Regions from separate parts of the Homo sapiens genome. Here region 2 is linked to region 1. A link is an interaction called in ENCODE POLR2A ChIA-PET data of the cell type or tissue named here. Cell type or tissue: PC-9. All regions are shown on one strand. Links, peaks and the distances in the headings refer to the core of each region. The heading gives the core; the rest is flanking DNA. Region 1 overlaps ACAP1 (ArfGAP with coiled-coil, ankyrin repeat and PH domains 1). Region 2 has its middle 18 kb from the start of SLC16A11.

What was found. Peaks named below come from ENCODE experiments on the same cell type or tissue, not always from the same donor. Only the 100,000 strongest peaks of a DNase experiment are listed, where the experiment ranks them.
Region 2: POLR2A ChIA-PET joins it to region 1 with 7 read pairs; 3 of 35 experiments call an interaction of 5 or more read pairs at or near these places.

Annotation. Positions count from the first base shown.
Region 1 is chr17:7,337,810-7,346,965 of GRCh38, reverse strand. It overlaps ACAP1 (ArfGAP with coiled-coil, ankyrin repeat and PH domains 1), which reads right to left. Exons shown (of 22, transcript NM_014716.4): 3 at 4,899-5,018; 4 at 4,638-4,691; 5 at 4,492-4,550; 6 at 3,404-3,587; 7 at 3,216-3,260; 8 at 3,010-3,105; 9 at 2,843-2,917; 10 at 2,318-2,427; 11 at 671-722; 12 at 475-575; 13 at 35-158. Among named protein-coding and RNA genes, the nearest start is that of ACAP1, 5.9 kb to the right of the region's middle. In PC-9, for the core only: no CTCF peak of the experiment used is centred there; no DNase peak of the experiment used is centred there; H3K27me3 peaks cover 1,303 bases.
Region 2 is chr17:7,057,528-7,066,683 of GRCh38, reverse strand. No RefSeq gene overlaps it. Among named protein-coding and RNA genes, the nearest start is that of SLC16A11, 18 kb to the right of the region's middle. In PC-9, for the core only: no CTCF peak of the experiment used is centred there; DNase peaks (open chromatin) are centred at 5,913 and 5,973; H3K4me3 peaks cover 315 bases; H3K27ac peaks cover 2,056 bases.

The DNA.
Region 1 (9,156 bases), core at 1,819-6,818:
GGCAGCCTGGCTCCGCACCCCCAGGTTAAGGTACCTGGCCTGGACCCCGGGGGCTGTCATCAAGGCGAGCCTGACTGAAGGCAGAAGCAATGCTGCTCTGCACAGCACTGACCCACAGCTGCAGGAGGCGCTCTGAGTCAGCCTGGAGGAGGCAGGACCTAGGTAGGAGGGTGAGGGAGATGGCAGAGGGGTCTGAGGCCTGGGAAGCAAAGTGGCAGCATGGGCAGACTGACATTCAGCCAGTATTCAACCAGTTCCAGTTGCATTGAAAGACTTCTGTACCAGTTGGTAATATTCTCCTAAATATCCCCCATCACCCTGTACCCTCTTCCACAATGGCCCCCCAGTCCAGCCGCCAAAGAATTAAATTAAAGTCTGGAGCTGCATGGGGGGCCTCCATTGTGGTGGGCCCTGCCTTTCAGATTGGCAGTTGTTTAGATATATTAGAGTATCACCCCTGGGGATTGCACTCACTTGCTGGTGGACACCACCTCAAAGCAGAACCGCCTTTCTGAGTCAGGGCAGAGTTTCACTGTGCAGAGACGAAGGTCATCCACCACCACAGTCACAGGGTCCTGGCAGGATAAGGTGATAAGGGGCCAGATGTCCAGCTGCAGGCAAGAGCTGAGTCTCCCTGGGGCCCAGGCATCCAGGACCCAGGTCCACTCACCTTGTACTTCTTCTGGTAAACCAGTTGGTTGCTCTGAATGGTGAACCAGCGTCTGTAAGAGAAGGAAATCATTACAGACATAGGCAGCTTTAGGATGAGGGACGGAAGAGAGGCTGTGCTTTTTGCCCATGAGGATCTTACTGAGAGGACAGACACCTGGGCTGACTGTTCCACGAGACATTCCAGAGAAGGGTGGACAATTGTGCAGATTGGAACATCTAAAGGATGCTATTCCTATCTTGGACAACCCAGATTTCATATAGTTATGAAGACAACTTTCCAGCAGATGGCAGTAAAATTCTTTTTCTAATAAAATGTCTATTGCTACAATTTAAAAAATACTATTTAGGCTGGGCTCACACCTGTAATCCCAGCACTTTGGGAGGCTGATGGGGGTGGTGGATCACCCGAGGTCAGGAGTTTGAGACCACCCTGACCAATATGGTGAAACTCCGTCTCTACTAAAAATACAAAAATTAGCCAGGCGTGGTGGCAGGCGGCTATAATCCCACCTACTTGGGAGGCTGAGGCAGGAGAATCGCTTGAACCCAGGAAGCTGAGGTTGCAGTGAGCTGAGATCGCACCACTGTGCTGCAGCCTGCGCAACATAGCGAGGCTCCATCAAAAAAGAAAAAAAAAGAAAAAGAAAAAAAGAAAAGAAAGAATCTTGGGGGCCAGGTACAGTGGCTCACGCCTGTAATCCCAGCAAGTTGGGAGGCCGAGGCGGGTGGATTGCTTGATGTCAGGAGTTTGCAACCAGCCTGGGCAACATGGTGAAACCCTGTTTCTACCAAAAATACAAAAATTAGCCGAGCGTGATGGCACACGCCTGTGGTCCCAGCTATTTAGGATGCTGAGGAGGGAGGATCACTTGAACTCAGGGGATAGAGGTTGCAGTGAGCCGAGACTGCGCCACTGCACTGCAGGCTGGGCAACAGAGTGACACCCCATCTCAAAAAAAACAGAAAAAAAAAAAGAAAAGAAAAAGAAAAAAGAGTATCTTGGGGAAGCAGCTCCATTTTCTAATTTGTACAGAGATCCCATGTGGGCTAGCAGTGGCCCTAGAAGGGAAAGGAGTCAAGTCACAGCATGCCACCATCCTGTTCCAAACCCTATAGCGGCTCCCAATTGCTCTCAGAGTAGACCCCAAATCCCTACAAAAATCTATAGGGCCCTATAATGACTCATGCCCCCATTAGCTCCGATTTCATCTCCTGCACATCCTCCTCCCTCACTCTGTCCAGACCCAGGGCCACCACCCTGCTCTTCCAACTCCCCAGCTATCTCAGGGCCTTGGCACTGGCTCTTTCTTCTGTCTAGAACTTTCTTCCCCCAGATATCCTTCAAGTCTTTGTTCAAAAGTTACCTTCTCATGAAGCCCACACTGCCCAACTATTTAGAACTGTAACCCCTACCCAGCTCCCCACATCCCTTGCTTTATCATCTTTCTCCTATAGCAAGCACTATCACCTTCTAACATAGCACGTAATTTACATACTAGGTTTATCCTCTGTCTTTGCTGATGGAATGAAACTCTACTGAGGCAGGGGGGTTCGTCTGTTTTTCCTTGCAGTGCTTAGTGTGCTATTACCACTCGAAAATACATCATTGGGTGGGGCGGGCTGATTGGGGGTGTCCTCTCCTCACCTGCTCCAGGTCTTAAATGCGTTGCTGGCCCGTTTGAAGAGATGTCCTTCCATCACCAGGCCACCAGGCCCCTCTCTTAAGCTTGGTTCTGGCTCCTCCCCACCCAGCTCCTGGAGGCACAAGAGGATCAAAGGGCAACTGAGATGGGCAGACACCAAGGCCATAGGCATCTGCCTCCTGCCCACAGCCCTAGCCCTTACTTTCTGCTTTTTGAAATACTTTTTAAAATTTATTTTTAGAGACAGGGTCTTGTTCTTTCACCCAGGCTTAAGTGCAGTTGTGTGATCATAGCTCACTGCAGTCTTGAACTCCTGGGCTCAAGCAATCCTCCCACCTCAGCCTCCTGAGTAGCTAGAACTAGAGGTGCATGCCACCACACCAGCTAATTTTAAAATTTTCTGTAGAGATGGAGTTTCACTACGATGCCTAGGCTAATCTTGAACTCCAGGCCTCAAGCAATCTTCCCACCTCAGCCTCCCAACATGTTGGGATGACGGTCGTGGGCCACCGCACCTGGCCCCTCACCTTCTGTTTCAGCAGCACGTGTCTCTGCTCCATGTCCCTCTTCTCTCGTGCTGAATTCAAGACCAGCTGGTGCAACTGGGCACAGGAAGGGCATCTCAGATGTCCAAGGCCCCCCAGTTAGGAGTCCCTAACCTCCCTCTACCACCTGCTGTGCCCTGGGGCCCCACCTGGGCGCCCAGCTCCTTTCGATACTGGGACAGCCGGCTCAGCTCCTCATGGCCCTGCTGGAAATGGGTAGCCTGGGCCTCCACCAAACGCAGCACCTGGGGGACAAGGCGGGCAGTGGGAAGGCTGAGGAAGAACCCCTCTCCCCATTCCCTTGTGCTGGCAGCAGGCTCTTCTCCACCCTGCCCTCACCCCCGCCACAACTCACAAACTCCATGATGTCAAACTTCCTCTTGTCCTCAATCACGTTGATCTGAGGACGTAAAAGAGGACGTAAAAAACCCCAGATCAGTCTTGAAGACACAGCACCCCTTCCCACTGCACACTGGAGACCCCCAAGCCTCGAGGTGACACTTGAGGCTCTGGTACCCCAGGAAGACAGATTGGGGCAGGCACCTGCAGGGCATAATCCAGTGCCCGTCCCCGGTACCCAGCTCGAGCCGTCCTCAAAGCAGCTCCTGCCTCTTCTGCCTCCTGGGCCCGGCGCCTGGGAACCTCTGCGTTGTGGGTCAGGGCAGCCTCCAGGCTCTCAGCCCCCCGCCAGAAATCCCGGCGAGCCTCTCGGAAACCCCGCAGACCTCTGAGGATGGGAAAATAACACAGAATCGCAGCTAACACCCACCTGCCCCAGCAGAGCATTCCCAGGGTAAAGCCCTCATGTCCTTTCAGTTAGTCTCTGCAACGTGGGAAACCCAAGGTGATCCCTGGGACGGAAGTCAGGACACCAGAAACCCCCAATCTCACAACTCCGTCACTGGGGAGGCTCCTGTGGCCATGGGAAGAGGGCAGCAGGGCTGGTTTCCGAGAAATAAGGCCCCCTTCTCTCCCATCTCACTCCCCCTTTAAAAAATTTTTGTTGTTGTTGTTGTTTTTGTTTTTGAGACCGGGTCTTGCTCTGTTACCCAGGCTGGAGTACAGTGGCACAATCATGGCTCACCGCAGCCCTGACCTCCAGGCTCAAGCAATTCTCCTGCCTCAGCCTCCCAAGAAGCTGGGACAACAGACATGTGCCACCACGCCCGGCTATTTTTTTTTTTTTTTTTTTTTTTTTGAGGCAGAGTCTCACTCTGTTGCCCAGGCTGAAGTGAAGTAGTGCGATCTTGGCTCACTGCAACCTCCACCTCCTGGGTTCAAATGATTCTCCTGCCTCGGCCTCCTGAGTAGCTGGGATTACAGGCACCTGCCACCATGCCCGGCTAATTTTTTTTTTTCGTATTTTTTAGTAGAGCTGGGGTTTTGCCATGTTAGACAGGCTGGTCTCGAACTCCCGACCTCAGGTGATCCGCCCGCCTTGGCCTCCCAAAATGCCGGGATCATAGGCATGAGCCACCGTGCCCGGCCTAATTTTTGTATTTTTTGTGGAGACAGTTTCGCCATGTTGGCTAGGTTGGTGTCCAACTCCTGGGCTCAAGCAATCCTCCCGCCTTGGCCTTCCAAAGTGTTGGGATTACAGGCATGAGCCACTGCGCCCGGCCCCATCTCACTCCTTGACCAGGGTCTGGATCTGCTGCTGCAGTGTGTGTTGGGTGGCATCTAGAAGCTCCTGAGGGAAGGAGAAGTTGGTAGACTGGGGTCAGGACCACAGGTGACCTGGCCACCACCCCGACAATCCTTACCTTCCCCTACTTACCGCATGGCTGTCCAGCTTGTGGTTCAGGCTCACGGTGAATTTTTCCAGACACTCCTAGGCAAGAAGAGGCACAGAAAGAGTACCAGGCATGGGGTGGCAGCACCCTCCCGACTCGAGACCCAGCCTGCTACGGCTGTCATGGACAGCAGCCCAGCCCTGCTGTGGCCTGGAACCTGCAGACCCCAGGCCAGCCCTCCTCTTCCACAGCATCACCTCCTCATCCCAGACCCCTTCCCTCCCAGATGCAGACCCTCCGCATACCGCCATCATGGGCTCTGGTGGACCCAGGCGGGCCAGGTCACAAATGCCGACAACGAAGGCGCGGCTGGCAGCAAGGTAATGGCGCCCACTTTCCAGGAGACCAGTGCCCAGTTTCAGGAGCTGGGAAAGAAGGAGGGTAACAGGGAGCTGTGCCATCATCCTCACACCTGGTGATGCCCCCACACCTGCCCCACTTCCTCTCCCCTTGCCCAGGGCGGCGCTCCCCTATTCCTGCCTGGCCTCACTGCCCTCCAGGCTCATCCAGCTCTCCCTGTATCTAACACATACCTGCTGTGTTCTTATCGCTGCGTCTTTGCTCCCACTGCCTTGGGCCTGAAACCCAATTCCTGCCCATTCCTCTCAGCCTGTCGCCAACACCTCTGTCAGCCTTACCTCCAAAACATCTTTCCCTGTCCACTCGCACATATCTCTTCCTGCCCTGCCTACCTGCTTAGATCCAGAGCTCCGTGGAGATTCCTGCATGGTCTGGATGCTCTACCTGGTTGCTATTAAATTCTACAGTATTGGCCGGGCGTGGTGGCTCACACCTGTAATCCCAACCCTTTGGGAGGCCAAGGCGGGCCAGTCGCTTGAGCTCAGGAATTCAAGAGCAGCCTGGGCAACATGGTGAAACCTCATCTCTACTAAAAATTCAAAAATTAGCCAGGCATGGTGGCACATGCCTGTAATCCCAGCTACTTGGGAGGCTAAGGCAGGAGGACTGCTTGAACCCGGGAGGCTGAGGCTGTAGTGAGCTGAGATGGCACCAAGTGCCTATAATCCCAGTTACCTGGGGGGCTAAGGCAGGAGGACTGCCTGAATCCGGGAGGTCAAGGCTGCAGTGAGCCGAGATGGCGCTACTGCACTCCAGCCTGGGTGACAGACCGAGACTCTGTCTCGAAAAATAAATAAATAAATAAAATCTATAGTATTTACTGCTAGGAGTTGTCCCATTCTGTGCTCACTGCACGTTCCCTCATAAATATTAATCCATCATCTAGACCACGGGTCAGGGCCAAGAGGAAATGCCGGGGTACTCCTGGGGCCCATCCTATCTGGCTCTTTTGACTGACAAAGAGACTTGATAGGCCAGGCAAGGTGGCTCAGACCTGTAATCTCAACACTTTGGGAGGCTGAGGTGGGTGGATCACCTGAGGTCAGGAGTTGGATATCAGCCTGACCAACATAGTGAAACCCCATCTCTTTTTATTTTTCTATTTTTGAGACGGAGTTTTGCTCCGTTGCCCAAGCTGGAGTGCAATGGCATGATCTTGGCTCACCACAACCTCCACCTCCCAGGTTCAAGCGATCCTCCTGCCTCAGCCTCCAGAGTAGCTGGGATTACAGGTGCCCGCCACCACGCCCAGCTAATTTTTTGTATTTTTAGTAGAGACGGGGTTTCACCATGTTGACCAGGCTGGTCTCGAACTCCTGACTTCAGGTGATCCACCTGCTTCGGCCTCCCGAAGTGCTGGGATTACAGGCATGAGCCACTGCACCTGGCCTGACCGAGATCAAATCTTATCAGACATCACCATGGGTTGTCTGTGACAAGGTACAAGGATGTTCACAAATCACTGTGTGAATCTGAGGACTCTGTGTCTAGTTTTTTTCCTTACCATCTCAGCCCCTCCCCCTTAGATGAGTAAGAAACTTTCATAACACTGGACTAGTGACAGACTGGGACATCTGTTCAATAGAACAGTACTCAGCAATAAAAAGGAACAAACTGTTGATATGTGCAACAACTTGGATAAACTTCAAGAGCATTCATCTTTTAAAAAATTATGATTATTTTTAGAGTTGAGGTCTCTGTCGCCCAGGCTGGAGTGCAGTGGTGGGATCATAGCTCACTGCAGCCTTGAACTCCTGGGTTCAAGGGATCCTCCAATCTTAGCTTCCTGAGTAGCTGAGACTACAGGCACACACCACCATGCCTGGCTAATTTAAAAACAAAACAGAACATTATTTAGAGACAAGGGTCTTGCTATGTTGCCCAGGCTGGTCTCGAGCTTCTGGCCTCAAGCAACCCTCCTACCTTGACCTCCTGAGTAGTTGGGATGACAGGCATGAGCGACCACACCCGGCAGCAGCATTATTCTGAGTGAGGGGGGAGGGGGAAGCCAAATCTCAAAGGGTCACATAGTGTATGATTCTATATATGGAACATTCTGGAAATGACAAAAGTAGAGAGATGGAGAACAAATCAGCGGTTACCACAGATTAAAGAAGTGTGGGAAGGGTGTCGGGTACCACTGTAAAGGAATTCCTTGTGTCCATTGGTGTGTGGTGATGGTTAAAGGAATCCATACACGTGATAAAGTACCATAGAATTATACACAAAAACACCAAAAAAGAGTATATGCAAAATGTAAAATCAAAGTAGGATCTATAGAGTTTATTTATTTATTTAGAGACAGAGTCTTGGTCTGTCGCCCACGCCGGAGTGCAGTGGCACGATCTCGGCTCATTGCGACCTCCGCAGGCTGGAGTGTGGTGGCGTGATCTCGGCTCACTGCAACCTCCGCCTCCTGGGTTCAAGCAATTCTCCTGCCTCAGCCTCCTGAGTAGCTGGGATTACAGGTGCGTGCCACCACGCCTGGCTAATTTTTGTATTTTTAGTAGAGATGGGGGTTTCATCATGTTGGTCAGGCTGTTCTCGAAGTCCTGACCTCGTGATCCACCTGCCGCAGCCTACCAAAGTGCTGGGATTACAGGCGTGAGCCACTGAGCTTGGCTAGAGTTTATTGGGGTTTTTTGTTTGTTTGTTTTTGTTTATTGAGACAGTCTCACTCTGTCGCCCAGGCTGGAGTGCAGTGGCACGACCTCCACTCACTGCAAGCTCCACCTCCCGGGTTCGCGCCATTCTCCTGCCTCAGCCTCCTGAGTAGCTGGGACTACAGGCGCCTGCCGCCACACCCGAATAATTTTTTGTATTTTTAGTAGAGACGGGGTTTCACAGTGTTAGCCAGGATGGTTTCGATCTCCTGACCTCGTGATCCGCCCACCTTGGCCTCCCAAAGTGCTGGGATTACAGGCGTGAGCCACCACACCTGGCCGAGTTTATTGTTAATTGTAATGTGACACTATTAATGTCCTGGTTTTAATAATGTACTAGTATTGTATAAGATGTCACCACTGGGGGAAGCTGGGTGATGGGTACATGAGACCTCTCCTCACTAGTCTCCTGAGTCAATAATTTACTCAAAATAAAAAATTCAGGCCAGGTGTGGTGGCTCACACCTGTAATTCCAGCACTTTGGGAGGCTGAGGTGGGAGGATTACTTGAGGCCAGGAGTTCCAGACCAGCCTAGGTAACATAGGGAGACCCCATCTCTACAAAAAATAAATTTAAATTTAAAAAAGCCAGGCGTGGTGGCATGTGCCTGTAGCACAGCTACTGGGGAGGTTGAGGAGGGAGGATCACTTGAGCCCAGTATTGAAGCATCTGGGATCACAGCTGTGGCCACTCCATCCAGTCCATTGTTTAAAATTATTATTTGTAGGCCGGGTGCGGTGGCTTAAGCCTGTAATGCCAGCACTTTGGGAGGCTGCGGCAGGTAGATCATTTGAGGTCAGGAGTTCAAGACCAGCTTAGCCAACATGGTGAGACCCTGTCTTTACTAAAAATACAAAAAGAAAAAAAATTATCCAGGTGTGGTGGTGCACACCTGTAATCCCAGCTACTTGGGAGGCTGAGGTAGGAGAATCACTTGAACCTGGGAGGTGGAGGTTCCAGTAAGCCGAGATCGCACCACTGCACTCCAGCCTGGGTGACAGAGCGAGACTCCATCTCAAATAAATAAAAATAAAAATAAAATTATTATTTGTAGAGATGAGGTCTCACCATGTTGCCCATAAAACAATGTTGCCCACTAAATTTGTGACAATTTGTTACACAGCAATAGAGAACTAATATATAGCAAGCAAATACATAATGTGTCAGAGGTAAATGTTGCAGAGAAAAGTAAAGCGAAGTAAGGGGAATGAGAGAGCATTTGAGTGTGTATTTGTGTGAACATGCTGTTTGATAGAGTGCTCAGGGGACACCTTACTGTCTTGAATTGAAACGTTTCACTGGTTTGTCTTCTAGTCAGCCTTTGGGCTCCGTGGGAGCAGAAATGATCTTGTCCTCCCTGAATGCCCAGGGCCTGGCACAATGCAGGAGCTCAAGAGCAGAACAAGGAAGTCCAAAATTAAGTCTTTTTTTTTTTGACACAGAGTCTCGCTCTGTCGCCTAGCCTGGAGTGCAGTGGTG
Region 2 (9,156 bases), core at 3,697-8,696, 280 kb after region 1:
AACCATGAGCCAAGTAAAGCTCTTTTCTTTATAAATTACCCAGTCTCAGGTATTTCTTTATAGCAGTTAAAGAATGGACTAATATAGGCAATTATGGCAGAGTGTTTGGGGACAGTGATGAGGGCAGCTTTGGGCCAGCTGTGTGGCAACTGTGGGAGAGACATGAGGGCAGTGTTGGGCTGTGATGATGATGGTGATGGATCCATGAGGAGGCACTAGGTGTTTTGTAGTCAAACACACCAGAACCTTGAATCCTGGCTCTTTCTTACTAGTTGTACAACACGGACAGATCACGTTACCTCTCTAAGCCTTAGTTTCATCCTTTATAACATCAGGACTACGATAGTGCCTGCCCTGCTGGGTGACTGTGAGGACTGAAGGAGACACTGTGTGTGAGTGCCCTGCTCAGTGCTGGCACAGAGGCCACCTGATGAATCTCAGGTCTGAACACCCCAAACACATTCCCCACCTGATCAGTTTCTCCACATCAGATGGACCTGCAGTCCCTGAAAATTTTTCAGCCCTTTCATGTCAAGCAACGTGGGTGAGGTTCTGGCACTGAATTCCCAGGGTGAGCCTGGCTTGGAGTGAGGCTGGGTGGGGAGTGGGGGGAACTGACTCGTGGGGACTGAGTTCCCTTATCTTCCAGGTGGAAGCTTGCAAAAAATGGTGACTGCTCTGGAAATCAAGGTACAGAAACATGAACGGGAACTGCAAGCAGGTGAGAGACCCCCAAGGAGCGTGGGTGGAAGTGTCTGGTGGGCTCTCAGGACAAAGGCATGGGTGGGAGCAGCCTTGTGAGTGCTGAGCCACTGAGCCCCTCCAGCCTGCAGTGTGAGTGACACTACATGGTACAGTGTGGAGAACAAGCTGGAGAAGCAGGAGCAGGAACTCAGCAGGTTCGAGACCACCTTGCAATGTTGTGTGTGGAGAGTTTGAGAGCTGCTAGGGCCAGGCCAAGGCACTGTTGAAGGGATTAGGGGTGTCTGACCTCCTGGGACCTTTGCTGTCCCCCACTGCCCATCTGTGTATGTCCCCAGGATAGATGACCATGTTCCCCCAAGTCCTGCAGCTGGTGACTGACCTGCAATGACCTGATCTGTAACATGGCTGCCCTTGAGAGCCTCAGTGAGGAGGGCTCCATGCCCAGCCTTCATCCTGCCATGTTGCCCTCCCCCACGGGAACCTGGCCTCTATCCATCAGGCTCCATGGGAACCTTCTGCCCTGGGAGCTGGTTAGAGCCCAAAGACAGCTGCCACCGGCCATCCTGCTTTTAGGCATTTTGGCCCGAGGCTGAGAACACTCCACCAGCTGGAGAACCCCCACCTGGTTGCCGTCCACTCCAGGAAGAGCTGATGAGATCCCCAGCCTAGGAGCACCTACATCTGGGGTGGAGAGAAGTCAACACCACCCATGTGTGTCTCAGGTATTTGTCCAGACCTTCAAAGGCAGCATATATGTCAGGATGGGCCTCTGTGAATATGTGGGAGCTTGGGAATGAGGGACGACTCAGATGATGGGACACATTTCAGGTGACTGCACCATCCGCCTGTGGCTGGCACTCTGCTCAGCTTTGCCTTCACGGTCCGAGTTCACTCCTCTGTCCCTGACCCGGATGCTGCTCCACTGACCTTCACGATCACCTTGGTAGTCCCCATCTTCCCCTGGTTTAGAATCTACTCATCCTTCAAATGAGCCATGATCTTACTTATATGTGGAATCTAGAAAAGTCAAATTCGGCCAGGCGCGGTGGCTCATGCCTGTAATCCCAGCACTTTGGGAGGCCGAGGCGGGTGGATCACGAGGTCAGGAGTTTGAGACCAGCCTGGCCAACATGGTGAGACCCTGTCTCTACTAAAAATACAAAAATTAGCCAAGCGTGGTGGCGCATGCCTGTAGTCCCAGCTACTCGGGAGGCTGAGGCAGAAGAATCGCTTGAATCTGGGAGGCGGAGATTGCGGTGAGCTGAGATCACACCACTGCACTCCAGCCTGGATAACAGAGTGAGACGCTGTCTCAAACAAAACAGAACAAAATGACTTCTTTCAGGGTAGGCTGCCCCATTCCCTGTAGAAAAAGGAACTTCCTGTGGTTCTAAGTCCCTCTGTAACTCTGGGCTTCTTCCTCTGTGCTCCCATCCCCTGGCCATCGCTAGTCCAGATGTCTGCCCTACCTCATGGACAGAGCCCCAGGAGGGGGAACCACAGCTGCTCTTCCACTGATGTAATCTCAGCTCCTGGTGCTGGGAGGTGGGTGGAGGGAAGGAGGTTGCCAAGGAGCAGACATGGTATTCCACAACCCCAGGGCTCACACGGGAATTTTACTTAGTTCTCTCTGCCAGACCCTGGCAGTGCTCTGGTGCACACATTATCGCTAACAGCAGAAAACCACCTGGCCGACTCTGAATCACCAGTCACTGCTAGATTTTCTGTCCTTTTTGGCCTCGGTCAATTCTGGATTCTCTCCTTTCCCTCTTCGCCCTGTTTTTCTTGGGGATGATGTATCTCTTTGGAGTGGGGCCTTCTCCTTGCAGGTGTCTGCTTCTCCTTCTCTCTCTTCCTCCCCTGAGCTGTCCACACTTCTTTCTGTTCTGCAGGCTCCTGGTCACACAGGTCACCCTGCATCCCCCCTGCCGCATGTACCATGCCTGTGTGTCTGCTGGCTCAACCTTACCTCTTACACAAACCTCTGAGGATGCAGGAATCTTTAGATAACTCTCTTGCTGCTCTTTGGGGTGATGGGAGATTCAGAGTTTTTCTTCGGCTCCCTTTGCCCACACACCAGCTGTCATCCCTGCCTTCTGTCACTGGTGCCTGCTGCTGCAAGGGCGTCTCCCTGATGTCTTTTGCCTGCCCTTCACCTGAGAAGCAAAGCACAACCCCTTCTGCTCTGTTCAACCCCAACCCCATGCACATTCAATCATCCTTGTTCCCAGAAGTTCGACCCTATCAGTGGACAGAGCTCTGATCCCTTTTACAATGAACCACACCGATGACTCACTTTCTGATCCTCCTGTCTCTTTCCCCAGTGGAACTGTATCTCATTCTGCAATGCAGTGAGGCTAGCATTGGATTATTGTCTTATTTCTTATTTCTGGACTCAGCTTTAGGCAGTCACCTCTATGATCTGCATCCTGGAAACGTTGGCTGTTGGTGTTGAAAGTCAAACCTTTGAAATTCAAAAAATCTTTTCTCTCCTCTGTGGCCTGACTCTTGCCATCTAGAATCACCTTTTGGCTTTCAGGAGTTCGCTTTTGTTAGAGGTTTGAAAATCCATTCAGAAATGCAGCTGACTTATATTGTCTATTGTTCATACCCACCCCCAATTTAGGGCTGTGACTAAGGAGAGCTGTCACTGAGGCCTGAGTGGTGGGGCAGGATAATGCTTACACAGGGGTTTGATGATGGTGACAAAGAGACTTCATTGGCTGCTCCAAATATTATCTACTGTAGGCCTTTCATTTAATGTCTTTCTGCACTGCTTGGATTTTTCTACCTGCATACATTGTATGATTTAAATTAAAAGCCATCAGATAAATGAATAAGATCATGCTATAACGGTCACCCCCACAGTGAAAACAAAATCAAACAATTCAGCCTGATTGGGAGAGGATGATGTGGGGCAGGTTGCAGGCACCAGGGAGGGGCAGAAAGGGGAGGTTGTCACAGCTCTGAGAAGCTGGAATGCTTGGAGTGGGATTACGTTAAATTAGGGCATTCAGTTGGTGACAGGCTCCATACATTAAGCATACTCAAAGTGGGGCAGGGACTGGGAAGAAGCTCAGCTGATCGGGCACAGCTGATGCAACAAAACAGTGTTATTTTATTTTTATTTTTATATTTTTTGAGACGGAGTTTTGCTCTTGTTGCCCAGGCTGGAGTGCAATGGCACGATCTCGGTTCACCCCAACCTCCGCCTCCCGGGTTCAAGCGATTCTCCTGCTTTAGCCTCCCGAGTATATTTTATTTTTTTGAGATGGAGTGTGGCTCCGTCGCCCAGGCTGTGGCGTGCAGTGGCGCGATCTCAGCTCACTGCAACCGCCGCCTCCTGGGTCCAAGTGATTCTCCTGCCTCAGCCTCCGGAGTAGCCGAGATTATAGGCGTCCACCATCACGCCTGGCTAATTTTTGTATTTTTAGTAGAGACGGGGTTTCACCATGTTGGCCAGGCTGGTCTCCAACTCCTGACTGCAAGTGATCCGCCCGCCTCGGCCTCCCAAAGTGCTGGGATTATAGGTGTGAACTACCATGCCTGGCCAAAATAGTGATGTTTAAAAGCTACATTTTCACATATTAAAACAACTACCACCACCCTGAATGTTCCTCTGTCTGGCAAGAACACTTTTTTTTTTTTCCCGTTGAGACAGGCTCTCACTCTGTCACCGAGGCTGGAGTGCAGTGGCACTGTCACAGCTCACTGCGGTCTTCAACTCCTGGGTTCAAGGGATCCTCCTGCCTCAGCCTCCCAAGTAGCAAGGGTCACAAGTGTCTACCAGCATGCCCAGCTAATTAAAAAAATTTTTTGTAGAGATGGGGTCTTGCTATGTTGTCCAGGCAGGTGGCAAGAATGCTTTTTGAAAGAAGACTGTTCTTCAATTTTAGGAAACTTCTCATGCTGGCTCTTGAATTGTGCAAACACACCCTTTGTTATTCAAAGTTATACAAGACCCTCTTCTGAAAAAGGACTTTGGTTAGAAGGAGATAAAACTGCTCTTTGGTGATCATAAAAATTTTCTAGGTTGCTCCTAGAGATAAGGAGTTTTAGGTAAGGAGGGGATGAGACTGTGGAAGACATGTGTGGTGCTTGTTCGGCTGGACTGGTTTGAACTCCTATAATAGTAGAGTTCTATATCAGAAGGACTTTTGGAGCCAGGTGCATGGCTCACGCCTGTAATCCCAGCAATTTGGGAGGCCGAGGCGGGCGGATCACTTGAGGTCAGGAGTTGGAGACCAGCCTGGCCAACACAGTGAAACCCCGTCTCTACTAAAAATACAAAAATTAGCTGAGCGTGGTGGTGGGCACCTGTAATCCCAGCTACTCAGGAGGCTGAGGCAGGAGAATCACTTGAACCTGGAGGTGGAGGTGGCAGTGAGCCGAGATCGCACCACTGCACTCCAGCCTGGGCGACAGAGCGAGACTCTGTCTCAAAAAAAAAAAAAAAAAAAAAAAAAAAAAAAAGGAATTTTGGGTCATAAACTACAGAAAATCTTTGGATTTAGGTAATGCAGAGACTATTCATTATACAAAGGCGTCTCACACAAAAGACAGGTTGAAGTTCTAACCCCCAGTATCTCAGAAGTTGGTCTTACTTGGAAATAGGAAATAGGGTCGTTGCAGACGTAATAAATTAAGATGAGGTCATGTTGGAGTAGGGTATACCCTTAATCCAATATGGCTGGTGTCCTTACAAGAAGAGACACAGACACACAAGGTAAGAAAGCCATTGGCCAGGCATGGTGACTCACACCTGTAATCCCAGCACTTTGGGAGGCCGAGGCAGGTGGATCGCTTAAGGTCAGGAGTTCGAGACCGCCTGGCTAACATGGTGAAACCCCGTCTCTACTAAAATACAAAAATTAGCCAGTCGTAGGTTAGCGGGCTAATTAATTTTTGTACTAAAAATACAAAAATTAGCAGGCACCTGTAATCTCGGCTACTCGGGAGGCTGAGGCAGGAGAATCACTTGAACCCAGGAGGTGGAGTTTGCCAGTGAGCTGAGTTCATGCCATTGCACTCCAGCCTGTATGACAGAGCGAGACTCCTTCTCAAAAAAAAAAAAAAAAAAAAAAGGCTGTAAAAGAGGAGCTGTGCTTGTTACCTTCCTGTCGTGGGTGTTTCCTTGTGAGGGCAGGAGATTTGGAACAGTGGCAGCTGTCTCATGACTCTGAAGGGAAAGCTGAGTCAAGTCTGTTTAGCGGCTGTAACAAGGTGAATGCGGTGTGACCCTTGGCGGAAGGCAGAAAGCTGGGAGTTTAGCTGTCCACATAGTGGGTCCACCACTGGCTTAATGCCAGGCACTGAGTAAAGTGACCTGCACATCCTGCCTCTCATCTGGAATGAGAAGATACACTTATCTTACAGTTAACCTACTTCCAGGTTTGGGAAAAAAAGAATGGCAAGGGTTAACACAATCTGAAGCAAATATATGAATCATGCTAGAAAGGTAGACAAATGCTTCTAGTAGTGCCCCTGGGATTCTTAGGCTTTGAAATGTCAGAATGAGTCATAACTGGTCATGTTTTATAAGTGAAAAAGCAATCTCATTGTGTATTATTCGTGTGGTACATGATTACTTCATGGGGGTCTACAGGAACAGTCTATTGCCATTTGATAGAATGGTTTCAGAATGAGAAAAGAAACCCATTAAATAAATCAGAATGAGCAGTTGGCACCGCTTCTATCAGTTTTCCACAGGTTGATTTGCACCATCTAAGAATGACAGAGCAAGATATTTATACCTTCTATACACTCAGGCATAGCTACTACCACCTAAAATCAGCCCATTCAGAAGTTAACACACATGGCCGGGCACGGTGGCTCACGTCTGTAATCCCAGCACTTTGAGAGGCTGAGGCGGGTGCATCACCTGAGGTCAAGAGTTCGAGACCAGCCTGGCCAACATGGTGGAACTCCGTCTCTACTTATAAGTATAAAAAAAAATTAGCCTGGCGTGGTGGCAGGCACCTGTAATCCCAACTACTCTGGAGGCTAAGGCAGGAGAATCGATTGAATGTGGGAGGCAGAGGTTGCAGTGAGCCAAGATTGTGCCACTGCATTCCAGCCTGGGTGATAAGAGCAAAACTCCATCTCAAAAATAAAATAAAATAAAATAAAGAAGTTAACACATAAACTCTACAGTGTTTTTTTTTTGTTTTTTTTTTTTTTTTTGGAGACGGCATCTTGCTCTGTCCCCCAGGCTGGAGTGCAGTGGCACGGTCTCGGCTCACTGCAAGCTCTGCCTCCCAGGTTCAGGCCATTCTCCTGCCTCAGCCTCCCGAGTAGCTGGGACTACAGGTGCCCGCCACCATGGCTGGCTACTTTTTGTATTTTTAGTAGAGACGGAGTTTCACCGTGTTAGCCAGGATGGTCTTGATCTCCTGACCTCATGATCTGCCCACCTTGGCCTCCCAAAGTGCTGGGATTACAGGCGTGAGCCACCATGCCTGGCCAGCTCTCCAGTTTTATACCTTGACCATGATGAACTGAGACTAGGAATGGAGTAATTCTGTTCCAGAAGCTCACAAGGAACAGAATGAGATGAGACTGCCTTGGACGTCTGTAGAAAAACTGTTTAGATGGCAGTTGCAAAAAAACTGAAAGGAATTGTTCCCATACATCAGCAAAACTGTTGAGCTACATTTGGGTTCTGTCCCTCTATCAGAGGGACATGAGTGAATAGGAAGTGACCTCATTTGCCATTATGCTCCCCTGCCCTCTGACCACTCACATTAATCCAGAAATCTTTACCAGTTCACAACATCCAATCAGAGCAAATACTGAGGTAGAGGCAGGTCTCTACTTCTCGACGTAAGGAACTGGAATCACCCCTCTCTTGCCTTTGCTGTCCTCTGTGTTCCACGACTGCTCTTCAGGCTTTTATAAATTCTCAGGGTATCCTCCTTCTTAAGCGGAAAATCTTCTCCGTCACTTTCATTAAAGGCAAAGAGGGATTGAGTCATACGTACTCTGCCTCCTCCTGCCTGAGAATCAGCCTGGTTTCCTTCCTGAACCTAGAAGCTGGTTCTATCAACATTGTGGAATCCACATTGTGCAGGAAGACCAGTTAGAATTGAGCTGTAGTCATCTAGGCTGGGGAAGAGAGATACACATTCATTCATTGCTGCTACATTGATGCCTATGGACCATTGATGCCCATGCCAGATATGACAGAATGCCAGGTTCTTCACACACAGTGTAGGTGTTTCTTCTTGCCCCTTGGGCAGTGTATGTTTAGTGGGGGAGGGAGGAATTGCTGGTAAAAATCAGAACAAATCACATTACTAGTAATAAACAAAAAAACCTCACCAGATTCCCAAGAATAGTCCCCTTCAGGCACCAACAGGGAGTTCTAGATGGTTTAGTCAACACTCTTGGGCCGGGCGCGGTGGCTCACGCCTGTAATCCCAGCACTTTGGGAGGCCGAGGAGGGTGGATCACCTGAGGTCAGGAGTTCGCAACAAGCCTGGCCATTGTGAAACCCTATCTCTACTAAAAATACAAAAAATGAGTTGGGCGTGGTGGCGGGTGCCTGTAATCCCAGCTACTCGGGAGGCTGAGGCAGGAGGATTGGTTGAACTCGGGAGGCGGAGGTTGCAGTGAGCAGAGATCGCACCATTGCACTCCAGCCTCAGCAACAAGAGCGAGACTCTGTCTAAAACAAACCAAAACAAAACAAACCACTCTTGGTTTTCTATGCAACATTGACTATAGCTTTGTCCTCTCTTAACTGACCCCAACTGGTGTTTAGGAATTTATGTTATTCTACAACAGCAATGTAGGTACAGTATAACCTTCAGGTGAGGGTGGCTCCAGCCTAGTCCTAGAGGCAGGACCTGATGAAAGTAAGTCAATCATGGTGGAACCTTCCCCCTTGTCAGTGGCTGGTTTAATCATAGACATACGGCATAATTCTGTCAATGGCCGAGGGGCTGTCTGCTGGGGGCTGTAGGATAAAAGATCCTTGGTGCTAAGGGGCACACACTGGAAGAGACGTGCTCATTTTCCTCTGCACTTGGTTATGCCTAGATGCCATATCTGAAACTGCAGTAACCACGTTGCAACCTTACGAGGAAAAAGCTAAAACACTGAGGGGATAGACTGAAAATGTGGGAAGAACCTTAGTCTTTGATGATGTTATTGAGACACTGATAAGCTAATTTTGGAGCATTCCTAGCTCTAGTTTTATTGATATGTGGGATGCCAAAGACTGAATGTGTCTGTGTTTCCCTGTCCCCCAAATGTATATGTTAACTCCTAAAGCCTAATGTGATGGTATTTGGAGGTGGAGCCTTTGGGAGGCGACGAGGTCATGAGAATGGGGGACTCATGAATGGGATTATGACCTTATAAAAGACGCTCCACCAGGCATAGCGGCTCACACCTGTAATCCCAGCACCTTGGGAGGCCGAGGTGAGAGGATTGCTTGAGGCCAGAAGT